Regions from separate parts of the Mus musculus genome. Here region 1 is linked to region 2. The links are chromatin loops, found by intact Hi-C in ENCODE. Cell type or tissue: heart. All regions are shown on one strand.

Region 1 (8,000 bases), 1.2 Mb after region 2:
GTGTATGGTGGTGATGGGATGAGCAGGTCTCTGAATGAATAATCAGTGATGTTACTGAAAACCACAGGGCACGACGTAGATGGAGTGGCTAGATGTGAGGGGACTGATTGCGGTGGTGCCCCATCAGTCCAAGGATGCTCAGGCTGGGCTCTCTCTTATTTATGTCCTTTAGCATGCAAAAGCAGTTAAATCCACTGGTAAACACTCTCTGCATTTCATTCTTTAGCACGAAAGTCAGGGAAAGACAGAGCAAGATAGTAATGGAATGTATTTTTGCAGCAATTCATGTGACTTGTGTGTTGTGCTCTAGCTAGGAATTTTGGACCTAGTAATATGAAGGGGACATATCTTCTCTTAATGCTCACAGTTAATAACTCTGAGAAATATAGCCCAATTAACCACAGAGAACAATTGCATTGTAACCTACCCATACATGTGCCCAAATCTGATCTCAAGAATCCAGTCTCCTCCTATCCTCAGAGTCTTTCCAGCATTGTCTATTAAGGTAAAAGACTACTTCACACTGCACATTAGATTTAATTGGCTGCTTAATTCACGTTAGACTTATTATTTGTTTGTGGCTCCCTATCTACCGCCTTGAATTTTCTTTCTCATGAGCAAGCACACATGCATTTTAGCTTAATGAATCCCAGTGACTACAAAAGGCAATCTTTGGTTTTGGTGCTCATCATAGATTTTGAATGGAGTTACAGTGACTGTACTCACACACAGCATGTGCATGGTAAGCAAAGTGTTATGTGCTGCACACAAGGGTGCAAATAAGACGTTTAAATCATGTTAAAGGAGACTTTAGACTGGCTTCTGGAAGCCTCAAAAATGTTCCAAACTTCTACATAGAATCTTTAAGTTGGTAACCTGTCAGCACCCCAAAGCTGAGTCTTGGCCAGCAGAACTGAGTCCACACACCTTTAAAAATAAAATAAAATAAAATAAAATAAAATAAAATAAAATAAAATGAAATGAAATGAAATGAAATGAAATGAAACAAAATAAAATAAAATAAACAACAACAACAATAACAACATAAAGCCCCCAGAAAATGGTAGAAAGACAGCTAAGGAAGACCATGTGTTCACCTTCTGCCTACCTGCACTTAAAAACTGAGACAACTCTGCTGTAAAAAGTGAAGATGATTTTTCCAAGATTATGTAAGCAATTTAAAGTGATAGTTCGAAGAGTCTTCAGCATTTTATATCCAGGGCCCCATGTGTTTGAGACTCCTGATATTTTTGGTTTCTTGAGGCTGGAATGTGTGTTTGGTTCTCTAACTCTGCGTTTGTGTCAGCAGTCACCTATCCACCAGGCTTCTTTAGCCTGATTACCTAGTAAAGTGGAAATGGAAGCTTTGCTATTCGGAACTGAATCCTGTGACTTCTTGTTACTCCTTCAAGCTAAGTTTGGCTGCCCTCTGATTTAGAGCAATGCACTGCTTTTCATGTTAAGAGATTAAAACATAATATCTTTTATGGAATGGTCCAGGTATGGCCTTTGCGACCAATCTACATCTCCAGCCTCACACTACTTCCTTCTCTGATCTTTATCCAAATGCAATAAGAAACACTGAGGAACACATAGGCAGCAGACAGGAGCCTTGAAATTACCTCAGCAATTTGTTCTGTGCCCTTGAGTAAACCTCTTAGTTGGAGTCTAGGTTTGCAGATGTGTAAAAGAGGAAGTGGTCAGACACAAAAGGAGGTATAGAAATTGATGGAGAGTTAAATAAGAACTGAATCAACTGAGATAACTAATATGAATATACTAATGTTTTATTTTTTTTCATGAACTTTGGCTTAATTTTCTTTCATGCAGTTGTATCTCAGGTACCCAGACTGGTCTCTGACTCACTATGGAATTGAAGATGACTTGGAGCTTCTGACCCTCCCGTCTTCATTTCCTGAATGCTGGGATTATAGGTCTATCCCTCAATGCCCACCTATGTTCATATTCTTTACAAAAATAAGTATGTCTTGATCACTCCAGTCACTCTGGCAGTTCATATTCATTCTTAGAAGACAAAAAACAAACAAACAAACAAGCAAACAAGCAAACAAAAAAATAGGTTATTTCTTCTAGTTTGCTGAAATTAGCTTAATTTTTTCCTTTATCTCCCAAGGTAGCATTAATTACACTCAATACTCTTTCATATTTTTCTGTACTTCTGTACCTGATCAACATTTACATATTGCAGGCACACTGATTGTTTGAATCAGTACTTTACATAGATATTCTTTTCTACAATAATGGAACTGAATGGAGTTCTAAAACAAGTGGCTAAAGACCTTTCAATGGTAGTTTCCCCCAAAAAGACTGGCCAGCTCTGTGATGGCCTTTTTAAAAGTTCATGTAACTGTCTTAGAGGGCTGGAATGAAAACCAATGGCTCACACAGAGCCCTATAGAGAATAGAGTCTAACTACATCTAAGAAATATTACTAGGTCAATGTATAGGCTGACATATATAAACGTGGTTGCTTTTCTCTTATAGCTATTTTAGGATGATTTTAATTCCATATGTTGATAACTATCAAAGATGACCATGAAAAAGAAAACAAGCAAAAAACATGACTTGTCTTCCCAGGGAATGAGAAGGCAGCACAGCAGTGTATATAACATATAGCTTTCACTTTTGTGGAATCATTGTACTCCTATTTCAACAATGCTGTATCCCCAGCATTAAGCTAAAATTGACTCATGAAGATCAAACACCACAGACATGCAAATTTTGAGTTCTGCACAAAAAAGGCATATTGAAACCAACATAGAATGGTCGAGGAAGAAACATCTTTAATTATCTAACATGCCGTTGTCATTTCCAACTTTCCAGTGTAGATTATAAATTAAAAGTGAACAAACATACTTAGAAATGCTATTAACCATATCTTGAAACAGATTTTTTTTTAAATTTGAAAACAATGATAATGAGAGGAAAGAAGTTGAAAAGTGTGACCAAAGTTCACCAAATGGATTCATTTTTAAAAGCACCTTCGTGTGACTTGGCAAGAGACTAAAGTGTAGGTATGGTGACCATGGCTCAGAGGTCAGAAACCCTCAGCTATTTTGCAGTTAGAGTTTGTTGCTGTTTTGAAGTGAGCCTGTAGCACCATCTAGAGGCAGCTGGCGATCCTACACACAGAGGGAACAAAAGGAAGCTCACCTATTTAACTAGCAGTGGTAAAAACAGGGCTGTGCATTTCAGTATAAAACTCCTTACAGAACGCCTCTGGAGGAACTGCATCCCACTCCCATTAACCTACCACCACAGAGTTCATTACACGCAGAATCCAAGGCTCCAGAAGCGAAAGCTTCCCTCCTAACTTCCCCACGGAGAGCAGAGTTGCTGACTTTCAAGTAAGTTTAATGCATTCTGCACGTTGTAAGGGAATCCTGCCATGTCTCAGACTTCGTGTCAGGTTCTGGGGAACAGAGCCAAAACTATATTACTATTTCTCTATATCCCCTAGCCCGCATATCCATAAGTAACCACATGTATAACTTTTCTCCTATATTATACTTTGGGAAATTTCCTAGGTGGTAAGAGCAGAAACATTTCAAAGCAGTTGCTATATTTCAAAACACTTTTCCACAGAGAACCACTAGTGTGTGTTAAATGAAATCACGGATTCAAATAAGGTTAGAGCGTCAAGGAACCGTACAGTGTTAAAACACAGAACAAATTGTGGTATAGAGAAGTTACTCGGATTTCTCTTATTACAAGCATAGCTATATTGTATTGGCCGAGGACAATGCATTATATTTTAACATATTTATCTGGTTTTCATGACAGAAGTGTACCACTAACTAGCTTTTAAACAGAAGTCCTGATGTTTAAAAATACTAATATTTTAAATTCACATGAATTAGGTCTAATTGCCATAACTTTATTGAAGATATAAATTTTAACTAAAATATATTTACATATAATTCTGTTAATACACAAATTCCAAATTTGCTAACTTCCACACTTCATTCCAATCTTTTACTATTTACATCATATGCATTGATGATGGAGGAATGGCTATTGAAAGTGTGCCTTTTTAACTAACTTGGAATCCATCATATTAACGTCTTCACATCTGCATGGCCTTCTTGGTCCAAGAAAGATGAAAATCATAAAATTCAGTGTATTTCAGTGCTCTTTCCATACCAAGAAAATTTGAGCTGAAAATACTATTCTTCATGCACTGAAAACAATTTAGCTTCTGTTATTTCTCATTTCTATAATTTCTGTCTTAATATTTGCTCGGTTATTTATATGTGAAAGACAGACAGACATACAGGCAGACAAAGAAAGGGATTAGGATTTCTGAAGGAAATTTGTGTAAATTATCATTGCCAATAAAATTATTCATTAGATCCTTTATTCTCCCTTTAATTCTTATAGAAAATTTCTGTACCATATTTTAAGCTTGTGAAGTCATGAATTACCCTAACATTTTTACCTTATAAATACTTCTAATTTGCTTATAAATCTCTCCTGGGGTCATGATTATGTTCTTATATAATGGTATCCTTTGTATAAAAGCTGTCAAGGACCCTGACCGAAGATCAGCCAAAATGCACATCTATCATTCGTGATTTAGTTTCATGTACTGTTCAAAAAAAATCTTATTTTAACCTCAGGTCCATGAGATTACCCAATTCTAACACATCTGTGGTACTTAAAGCTCTTTGGGGGCTTGTCTTTTTCTCCTGATGAATGGAGGGTAGGTCAACTAAGATATTACCTTTCGTGTGGCATGCATTTCTTAACTTCAAGTTGTGGTCTATGTCCATTATCGGGAATTTTGCAGAGCCCTGTGAATTCTGCCATTATAGTAGCAGAAGACACAAGAAAGTAAGATATCAATTTTAATCTAAGTCTTGAAATCCAAAGAGTTTATGATCCTAACATTTTATCAACATAAGAAACTACATGCCTAAAGAGCCAAGGCTACAGTAAACTCTATGCTTCCTTGTTATAATATGAGTAGCTAATTGCTAGCTGTGGTCATAAATGCACCAGTCTACTTATCTTTGTTCACCCGAGGAGTAGTAGTCATTAATATTTGAGTAGAAGTTTCTGTATTGTTTTGCATCACTAGGACTTGTATCAAGCGTCTTTCTTCTAAACACAAGCCAGAGACTCTCCCACTGAGCTTTTTGTCCAGCCTCTAAATACTTTATTTACATAGTCAAACTTGTTAGAAAGATGATGTGACAAAATTTTATCAGCAATTAATTTTTCTAAAGTAAATGAGTTTCGACAACAGATTTAAAAATGAAAATGAGAAAATTTAAGGAGATATTTAATTGAGAGTATGTGGTTGAAAATTTAGTCACTTTCCAAAATAATTATAAAAGTTTCGTGTAGTGAACACTGTATCATTTGTAAATTTGTCTCATTTATTTTAAATGTGAAAATTAATGTAATAATGGAGAAAATCCATGTTTGCTTTATTGACATGATTTGAGCCTATATAGAAGCCAAGTGTTTTTTTTTGTTTGTTTGTTTGTTTTTTGTTGTTGTTTTTTTTTATCAAATTCACTTGCAGGCAACCATATTAGTATTTTTTTTTCTACACATCCTGTGAGAAGGGCAATGTTTCAATCACTTCTATTTAAAATGTGACTCTCTAAAACATCCCAGCAAGCTGTTCTATCTAAGGCTGGGCTCTCTTTCCCTCAACCAAGAATAGGAGCAAGTGAATCCAAGCACAAGGTTGGAAAATGTCTTCTGACATAAATTTGAAAAGAAACACCTTGCTGGTACTTTCTTTCTTTGAAAACCAAAAGTTTTAGATTTGAAAGCATCTTGTTTATTGTTTTATTTAGATTTTACCTGGCTATGATTTTGATACAAATGGTAATTGGAGTCATCACTGCAAACGTTGCTTGCTGTTCAATTCTACTTCTCAATCTTTATATTCTCCTTAATTTTATGACTCTCTCTATATCTCTCTCTTGCTCATACACACACACACACACACACACACACACACACACACACACACACACCACACTCCACACGTCTTATCTCTCCATAGGTACTGTTTTATATGCATATCATCAATTTGATATAAATCATCAATTTGAGAATGTACAGTAAACAATAAATATGTCCATGCTTTCCTCATATTACTTTATAAGGAATCTAGTATTATAATAGCATAGAAAATCCCTTATTAACAGACTAAAGGAAGATCAAGTCAAACACTGGAAAAGAATAATGCAATCAAGGCAAGAGATGCATAGAGAGTGAAGATATAGGTGTTTGAACTCACTTAAAAGTGGATATAATCCTTAAAGTAACCATGCTACAATCCACAGATCCAAAGACATTACAAAACAAGGAAAGTTGATGGGAGAATACTTGAATCTCATTCATAAGGAGAAATAAATTTGTCATCTGAAGTAGATGGGGACTTCCAGTGGAGGGAGGGAGACACAAACTCACCCACAAAACCTTTGACCCAATATTTGTCCTACCTACAAGAAATGGAGGAATAAGCATGGAGCTGAACTTGAAGGAATGGCCAAACAATGACTGACCCAACATGAGGCCCACACCATAGAGGAGAACAAACACTTGCCGATAATTATGATATGCTTGCAGACAGGATCCTAACATAATTATCCCTAGAGAGGCTTCATCCAGTAGATGACGGAAATATGTGGAAGAGTCTGGTGAAGAAATGAGGGAGGTGAAGTGGTAAAGGGCACCACAAAAAAAAAAAAAAAAAAAAAAAAAAAACCCTACAAGCCAACTAACCTGAGCCCACAGGGGCTGAGATACTCAATCACAACCAATGAATATGCATCAGCTGGACCTTGGTGCCTTCCATATATGTAGCAGATTTGTTGCTAGTTCTATATGTGGGTCCTTTAATTATTGAAGTGGACTTTCCTGCATGCCAGGAAAGCAAGAGACTCCCAGGACCCAACTAGGATGACATTAGCTAAAATTCCCAACAAAGGGGTGAAAGAACATATAGAAACCATATCCAGAGGCTAGGCAGGCCAGAAGTTGAGGGATGGGGCCACACATCCATCTCAAAAATATTAACCTAGAATTGCTCCTGTTTAAAGGAAATACAGGGACAAAAATTGGAGCAGAGACTGAAGGAAAGGCCATCCAGAGACTATCACACCTGGGGATTCATCCCATATGCAGACATCAAACCCAGTCACTATTGCTGATTCCAAGAAGTGCTTGCTGACAGGAGCTGTTTCCTGAGAGGCTCTGCCAGGGTCTGAAAAATACAGATACCTTGCAGCCAACCATCAGACAGAGCATGGGGACCCCAATGAGGGAGTTAGGGGAAGGACTGAAGAAGCTGATGCTGTTTGCATCCCCATACGAAGAAAAACAGTCTCAACCAACCAGAATCCCCCAAAGTTACCAGGCACTAAACCACCAACCAAACAGTACACATGGGAGAACCGATGTCTCCAGCTGGGTATGTAGTAGAGGATTGACTTATAAGGTATCAGTGGGAGAGAAGGCCCTTTGTACTGTGAAAGCTTGATGACCCAGCATAGCAGAATGTTAGGGCAGTAAGGGGGAGTGGGTGTGTGGGTAGGGGAGCATCCCATAGAAGCAAGAGGGAGGTGGGATGGGATAGGGGGTCTGCAGAGGAGGAACTGGGAAGGGGGCTGACACTTGAAAAGTAAATAAATCAAATAATCAATTAAAAAATAATGGAAAAATCATTGGAGTAGGGATTATCTCTGTCTCTGTTGTGGGCTTTTGAATCACGTTCTACTAGCTCGGCTGACTTGCCTGTCATCAGTGGGAAAGGATGTAGTTAGTCCTGTTGTGACTTAATGTATCAGGGTATATGGGTAAATATGAGTGTGGCGGGGTGTAAGAGTGGGTCAAGAAAGGGAGGAAGGAAGGGTGCTACAAGCAGGCTGTGAAGTTAATAAATGAACAAATGAATGGAGAGGAAAGGGGAATTAAACTAAACAGAATTCTTGATAGGAGAATCACTTTAGGCTGAG
Region 2 (8,000 bases):
TGACTATAGCAATGCAATTTTTAAAAATGGCAGGGCATTACGGAAAGTAAACTGATACACTACCTTGACAAGCAAATGATACGCAAATACATATGAAAATTAGCAAAAATAAACAGAAACTCTTAAAGAGGCCTTAGACTTGTCAATATAAAACTGCAAAACTACACTTCTTAAAAGGCTTTAAAGGTATCCTGAGTGAGGTTCACAAAGCTGTAACACTTGTCTTCTGCAATCAGTTTAATTTAATGTTCAGTAGGTTACTTCTCTTCTTATCAATCTTCGTATATGCACTCAAAATGTTAACATATAAGTCAGGCTCTTTTGCTGTTGTCTCTGTGTGAATAAAATAATAAGCAAAGCTGTGATAAAAATGTGTGTTCGAAATCTCAAATTGAAAATGTGGCATGATGCATTTTGTTACTTGGTGTCTCTGATAATTACATGTGATTTGCCTAGGAATGAAAGGAAGAAATATGCCTTTAGTCATGTGGACAGAGTGATGCAAGTTTCAGTCAAGGCTAATAGTAAATTACCATTAAAAAACCATCAAAACAAAACCTAAAGCACTGATCATATGGCCCACATTGTACACAACTTCAGATTGGTGTAGCTCTCGAAGTTTGCAGACTTCTTTTTTTTATTTATTAGATATTTTTTCATTTACATTTCAAATGCTGTCCCCTACACCCTAACCTGCCCTGCTTCCCAACTCATCCACTCCCACTTCCTGGCTCTGGTATTCCCCTGTACTGGGCATATAATCTTCACAAGACCAGCAGATCAAAGAAGCAAGAGGTCTTCTCATGTCAAGAAACACATGTACATACATGGTATTTAAAACAACGAGTTTAAAATTGGAAATGCCAGTTTTGATTTTTTTTTTTTTTTAAGCAAAATTTTTGCATCCTATTTTTGGAAAATTTAAACATGTATTTATAGTGTTAGTAAAATCAGAACTTCTTTACTCCATGTCTCAAATTTTTGGAAGTTTCAGGAAAGTAAATGTGAATCTTAATTATACAGACAAAGCATTCTCTCTTTCTCTCTCCCACTCCCTCTCTCTCTGTCTCTGTCTCTCTCTGTCTCTGTCTCCTCTCTCTCTCAAACATACACATGCACACAGTATGAAGTAAATGTAAAATTTTTGTTTATTATATCCTTCCCATGTGATAGTTTGAGGTTTAAAATTAAGAAGAGGGGATCGAACTTTCTGTAAAGTCAGTTCACTTCTCAGTATCTGCTCTATCCTCAAAGGAGGAAGAGAGGCCTTAGCTAGAGAGTAAAATTTACATTTGTAAGGAGGCAGTTAAGGAAGTAAATTGGTGATATTTTTCCTTTCTCATATAGCATGTGAATGAATTTTTGACCTTATGTAATGTATATGTATCTAATGATTTGATCAGGAAAATATTCATATTCTCCTTTCCTGTTTGGAAAAGAATTTTTGTAATTGCTTTATTTTGTTTTTTTTTTAATTGTTTTTTTTCCACTGAAGATTAATCAAAGAACCACACTGACATAAAGACCATGTGCTCCATAGCTATATTGTAGAAGAAATTTCTGATAGAAATTTCTGATAGATAGCTACAGCTATCTATCAAGGTGACTCTCAGTGTCAAAGAAGGCTACAGAAATTCACCTGTAGATATAACAAGGGTTAACAACTAGACAGCAAGCATTTGTCCAGTAGATAGTGACCCTGCTTCTTAAACTCTTTCTTCATGTCAAACCATACAAAATCATTCAAACTCCAGGGACAGTATTTTGGAGTGGCCTTAGATGAAAATTAGGGCAGTTGAAAAGTAACCACTACAATGACCTGCGAACCTGTTTGACCCACCATGCGCTTCTGGTTGGCTGGATCTTCAAGCAATTTTACTGTCTAGCAGTCTTCAATAAAGGCTTATGAATCTACTAACAATTACATTGTATCATTATGACAGAAATTCTCTCACTCAAATTACACCAAGCTTATTATTTTAGGAATTGAGATTATAAGCAGTCCTTAAGATGTCATCACCTTATTCAGGTGAATAAGCCCATGCCTTTCTAAACCCTATATGGGCTTTTGTTTTTGTGATGGACAAAGATTTTCTGGGGGAGGAGGGGAGTTTTTAGAAGCTAAAACATCAAATATATGTTGTCTTATCTGATACCTATGAAATTTAGGACTGACTTTCATATGAATTTACACATTTGGATATACCTTTATAGAAGTAAAAAATGAGCTGAGACCACAAAAAACATTGCAACTGGAATGGACTCTAGAGTTGATCTAATCAATACATTGTATTTATATATGAGAAGAGGATTAAGAGTAAGAAGGAAAGGGCCTTACAAAATCAGGACTCAGTTTGTTTCATTACCTAGAGTTCAGTGGTTTTTTTTTGTTTTTGTTTTTTTTCCTCCTTCTGGGGAACTAATCATCTACTTTTTAGTTTTGGCAGTAACATCTTTTCTTTTTTGAGACATAATTTACATATCATCAAATCCACCTTTTTAAAGAATATGCTTCACCAGTATTTCATAGCACAAAATTCAGTAATTTTAACTCTCCCTTTGGAGCAGTTTCTAAAATTTTGATACCTACTTATCAGTATCCTACTTCCCCAAAAGTCACAGTTAAGATTTATGAACAAAAGCTTCCACCGGAAACACTGAGAGTCATACCATGATGGTCTGTGTTCTTCATTTTGCTAAAATGTATTTGTTACTTAATTAGGTTCTTGAGAAAAAAATAGGTCATCAACTGTGATGTTGAATATCATTTGTTAGGGAGGAAGGAAAAAACTACAAATAACACAGAATGCAGTATCTGTGTAACAGTTTCAGTTTTTGGTAAAACTATTCTCTCTCTCTCTCTCTCTCTCTCTCTCTCTCTCTCTCTCTCTCTCTCTCTCTCTGAAATTTGCTCTCTTCATCTCTGCTAACTTAGAACTCCCCAACTTCCCATTGCCTCTATTTCTGTAGCTTCTCTCTCCTTGTAGTTAAGCACCAGTGAGGTGCTCTAAAGTTTTCTAAAGTTCTAGAGTTTTACAAATTTTTATTTGTCTATATTAAGTGGGTTTCATTGGACATTTCACGCAATCATCTAAAACACTTTGATGAAAGACCTTAATGTAAAACCTTACAATTTGAATCCACTAGAAGGAAATATCACGAAAACAATTCAAGACACAGGTATACATTGATGTTAATTTTTCTGGAAGAGGTGATGACACACCCTGGAGTGTTTTATAAAAGAGTGAGTTGGATGATAAAGTATATCCCATCCCACATAGCATATTACTACCCTGTTATCTCTTTAGTGCAAATAAGTACTTAAGAATGGTCCAGGGAAATAATGGACACTCTTGATCTTCCTATTTGTGGTGGCAGGCTTTTTTCTGCACGTAACAGCTCACATTCCAAGGCTCTGGAAGTAGTTTGGTAACTCTGTGTTATGACTGAACCAAAAACCTACTCTGTTTATTTGAAATCCCAGAATTACTATCTAATGTATCTAACCTCTTGGATCTGCCCTTCTAGAACACTTGGCACATAGGCAGGATCTGCAACTTCTCTGATGTTGGCAGGGTATTTTACTATGGGCAGCAGACTTCTGCACTTCAAAATTCTTTTCCTTAACTGTCTGGCTTTTTAACAATTTCACCTGCTCTCTTGCAAGATGAGAAAGCCATAAGAGCTATGTGCCAACAACAATGTTAAATTACTGTTTTAGTGAATCCAATGTAATTTTTTTTTTGTCCCAGGTGCCTGTAAAACGATAGCACAAAGAAAGTTCTTTGGAGCTGGAGGTGGAGACATGTGCCTCTACTCTTAACACAAAGATCTAGACAGAGGGCTCAGGCAGAAAGCCATTCTTAAGTACACACTCAGTATGAGGCCAGCCCAGCCTACACAAGAGACCCTGTCTTAAATAAATCTAGGAAGGATTGTTCATTAAAATATCTACAATTTTTTTAAAAAATAAGAGACAAAAGACATTGTCGGTTATTTCGTTTTCAAATTTGCTACATGCTATAAAAAAGAGAGAGAGAGAGAGAGAGAGAGAGAGAAATGATGGGGCTTATGGAGTGGGCTAAAGAAGGAAGATTGAAATTTTGGATGTCACAACAAATAGTCTGAATAGAAGGCCTTATGTATTCAAATGCTCAGCATAATTATTTAATGGCCCATTTGAATATGTCTTATTAACCCTACTAAAATATTATGTCTATTAAGCTATTTGTGTGAAATTTGTATCGCTCAACAAATTTACACAAAGTGCATAAGCAGTTTTGAAAATTTCTATAGAAGATGAAACCAATGCAATACAATTGTAGATTGTAGATGATTGTAGATAATGGCAAAGACACACTCTAACTACAGCATACAGCCCTGCCATGTGAGCTCCTATGTCGTGAGGATGTTATCACTTTCCTTCGGGTTCATGAGGAAATGCAATGGCATACTGCAGATGCTGAAGAACAGTATAGGGATGCAGGTGCTGGAATGAATGTAGAGAAGCTGGATTCTAAGAGTAAACAGACATTTAAGCTGGGTGAACAGAAGTGGAAGGAAACTCTTCATCAACTGGCTGAGGACAACCTTGTTTCTAGAAATACAGGTGTTGCTATGTCAAAGAGCTACCACACAGTGGCAGTGTTTTAGAGCTTAACTAAAGTTAACAATTATATTCAAAAGTCCCCAATTCAGTCTTTAAAAAAAAGACAGGATAGACGGTTCTGCAAAACACTGACCAGAACCAGAACCTCATATGTAGACAGACACACTTGTATGAAGTTTACTTTTCTATGAGAAAATCTCAAAAAAGTATGCAATGGAACAAGTAGATACTCATTTATCTGAAAAAATTAAAATACAGAATCACAAAACATCTGTAATTAACACTGCACCATAAGCATCTTCAGTTGGTTGCCAGGAAACCTGGTGCACATCAATAGTTTTAGCTCGTAAATATAGATCACATTTAACTGTAATGACTACAAAAGTGTCTTTGGACATTGCACACACCTAGAATTTGAGAGAGAAAATTCCGGGAGAGATGGAAGTCACAGAATAAAGATGAGAACACTTCCATTTGCATTTATGGTAATGATACTGGCCCGGTTTCACCTGGAGACTGTGCTAGTCAAGAAACTAAGCTGCAAGTCCCTGAAGCGACTGCATAGCTTGTAGTGGTCATAGTGTACTGGAAAGACAATCATTGGAGTTTAGTGTCTGTCAATGAAGAGGAACCCAGACAAAAACTCCAAGAGAAGGAGCAGAGCAGCCATTAACAGACATGTTTTCGTTTCAAGTCTGAAATGCTGCCTCCAGTCAGCTCAGACCCTCATTAGACTGTATTGATTTGCCCCTGCTTGCCAGAGGATAGTCAGAGGATAATCGAATCCTCTTTGAGAAAGACAACATCATTCAAAGCCCGTGCAATATTTTAAACGTTATGTCTGGCACTCCATCAAAACTTACGAGGCTTAGCGAAAATAAGACCAAGATGAGAAAGGGGGAAAAGATGGGCAATGGGCACACATACAATCTAGATAATGAATTTGTCAAATGAACTTGAAATTAATTGGAATACTCAAGAGAGGAAAAGGGTGAAGTGGAGATAAGTTTAGCAAGAGACTAGAATCTGAAAATAATAAGGAATAAGATTAAAAATCCAGGAATAAAATGACCAAGTGTTCAATTTAAGCACTACCTTCATTATACCTCCACCACCACAACAACAAACAGTCAAAGCACATAGGGTAGTCAAATAAAGATGGGGCTTGAAGTAGGTGGGAAAATCACAGAATTTAAATCAACACAATTTCAGAAAAAGTAAAAAGATAGAAAAGTAAATGAGAGCATCAAAATTTAAGAATACATGGGTCAGCACTCATACAAGGTATGGGGGGAGAGAGGAGAGAGAGAGAGAGAGAGAGAGAGAGGGAGACTTATTAGGAATCATTAGAAGTCCATATGGGAAGAGTATACAGAGATAACAAATTTAAAGCGCGCGCGCGCGCACACATACACACACACACACACACACACACACAAACACACAAACCTAGTTGCCTCTACTGAAAGGAAAAATACCTATTTCAGTTACAGATGTAACTCATTATTTTCTAATGGTCAAATATTTCAATAGGTAATTTTTTTCAAAAAGACAGTCCAACTAACCAAAACTTTTGCAAACAGTTCTCATTAAAATCAATGACGGTTGCAGGATTTTTTTTTATCACACTGTGAATCCCGAGATTGTTATTTACTGGAAAAACAAAACAAAACAAAACTGCTTCTACTTGTGGTATGGATTAGCCCTTAGCACACATCTTTAAACCCAAAAACTAAAACTAAAGTTAGTTTGCAAAAGGAAGACCATGTTTTTTAAGTGGCAGGAAAAGTGATGAATCAGAGAAAGATTTGAAAGAGTCGGATTTGCCCAACTCTCCTGAGAAAAGCGAGGAAAGGAAGCTACTTAACAGAGCAGTGCAGAGAGAGAAGGGGGGCGGTGCAGAAGGAAGCAAGGAGGCACTTTTACTGGGAGAATCTTACAGAGGTGAGTTGAAGAGAGAACAATCTAGACACAGGTAATAAAAAGAACAAGCCAGAGAGTGAGAAGGAGCTAGAAAATTAAAACACATTGCCAAGAGGCCAAGCAGAACAATCCATGGGAGGCTGAGAGAGAATCCAGACTGAATCAATAAGCCTAGAAAGGAACTTAGAGCCATAACAGCAGAGTTGTACCAGCCAGGAAGAAATCAGAAAGAACTAGGAAGAGATGAGCTTAGTCGGCAGTAAGCCTCAGAGGCCGAAGACATTCTAGGCATAGTACAACGGCAAGAAACTTCATGGCCTAAGCCTAGGTAAGCAGTCAAAGAAAGTAAGCCTCAGAGAGGACAATTGCTTCATGAGAATAAAACACTGTTACAAAGGACATAATTCTTCAGAAATAACTATGATAAAATTATTTGCACATAGAGAGATAAATCATAAAGCTGAAATAAACAGAGGATAGAAGAAACCCGGTTGAACTTGAACTTTATGATTCAATTATTCTTCTATTTTGAGTATTCTAAACAGAAACCTATGTAATTTGTGCCATGGAATCATGTACCAATCACAAAAGGCCGAACTGCACATGGAGTGTGCTTATCAGCACTAAAATGACTGTACAAACTGAGAAGCATTTAAATATTCAATTACTCTGAAGGGGGAAGTAGACAACAAACCTCCATTCTGAGAAATAATGTGAATACATTTCTTAAGTAAAATTGAAGGAACAAAATCAAAACATTCTAAGCTTTGTTCATTGATGGACACCAGATTCAACATCAAGCCAGTGATATCCATGATGTAAAGAAACTGAAAGTTTATTACCTTTAAAGAGAGATGGTGCCACCTAAAGCTGGTGCTATGAAGTATCATGGTAGTAATAGTGCCCTGACTATTTTATTTTTATTATTATTAATTTGTATTTATAATACATTTTTTATTCAATACATTCTAAGGTTTTTCCTTCCTCAATGCCTCCTATATCCTCCTACTTCCCCGTCCACCCAAATCCTTTCTCTCACTAGAATATAAACATGATTTAAAAAATAAACAATGGGAATAAATTGAAATTAGGATGAAATAAAAACAATTGGACCAGAGGAGCACAAAACAAAGAGAGAAAAAAAAAAAAGAGCCAAAGGAAAAGCCCAGCAAACACTGATAGACTCTGAGACCTGGTTTTATAGAGTGATAGTTAACACAAGTATTTGTCCTTTGTATAAATTCCTTAACTTAATGTGGACATTCCTTCTTTGAATTTCATGTATTTGTACTTGATGTTATCAATTCCTTTATCTTTTAAGTCATAATGTAATTCTACTGGACTCTCATTAATCACTGACTTGTTCCTTGCCTCACATTAATAATCATCATTAAATAGGAGAATGTGCCTAAGTTTAAGGTCACAGGTTGGCATTTATGCAAAGTGGGCTTTGAAAATAGGCTGCCTG

What was found. A loop is a pair of places that touch in the nucleus more often than their neighbours do. Peaks named below come from ENCODE experiments on the same cell type or tissue, not always from the same donor. Only the 100,000 strongest peaks of a DNase experiment are listed, where the experiment ranks them.
Region 1: a loop joins it to region 2, with 10 times the contacts of the local background. A loop is called at or near these places in 9 of 42 quality-filtered maps.

What each region holds. Positions count from the first base shown.
Region 1 is chr8:100,769,790-100,777,789 of GRCm38, forward strand. No RefSeq gene overlaps it. Among named protein-coding and RNA genes, the nearest start is that of Gm39232, 47 kb to the left of the region's middle. In heart, a CTCF peak has its summit at 3,135 (motif pointing left); no DNase peak of the experiment used is centred here; H3K27ac peaks cover 190 bases.
Region 2 is chr8:99,599,903-99,607,902 of GRCm38, forward strand. The region is part of intron 1 of A330008L17Rik (RIKEN cDNA A330008L17 gene); the gene reads left to right. Among named protein-coding and RNA genes, the nearest start is that of A330008L17Rik, 190 kb to the left of the region's middle. In heart, a CTCF peak has its summit at 4,658; no DNase peak of the experiment used is centred here.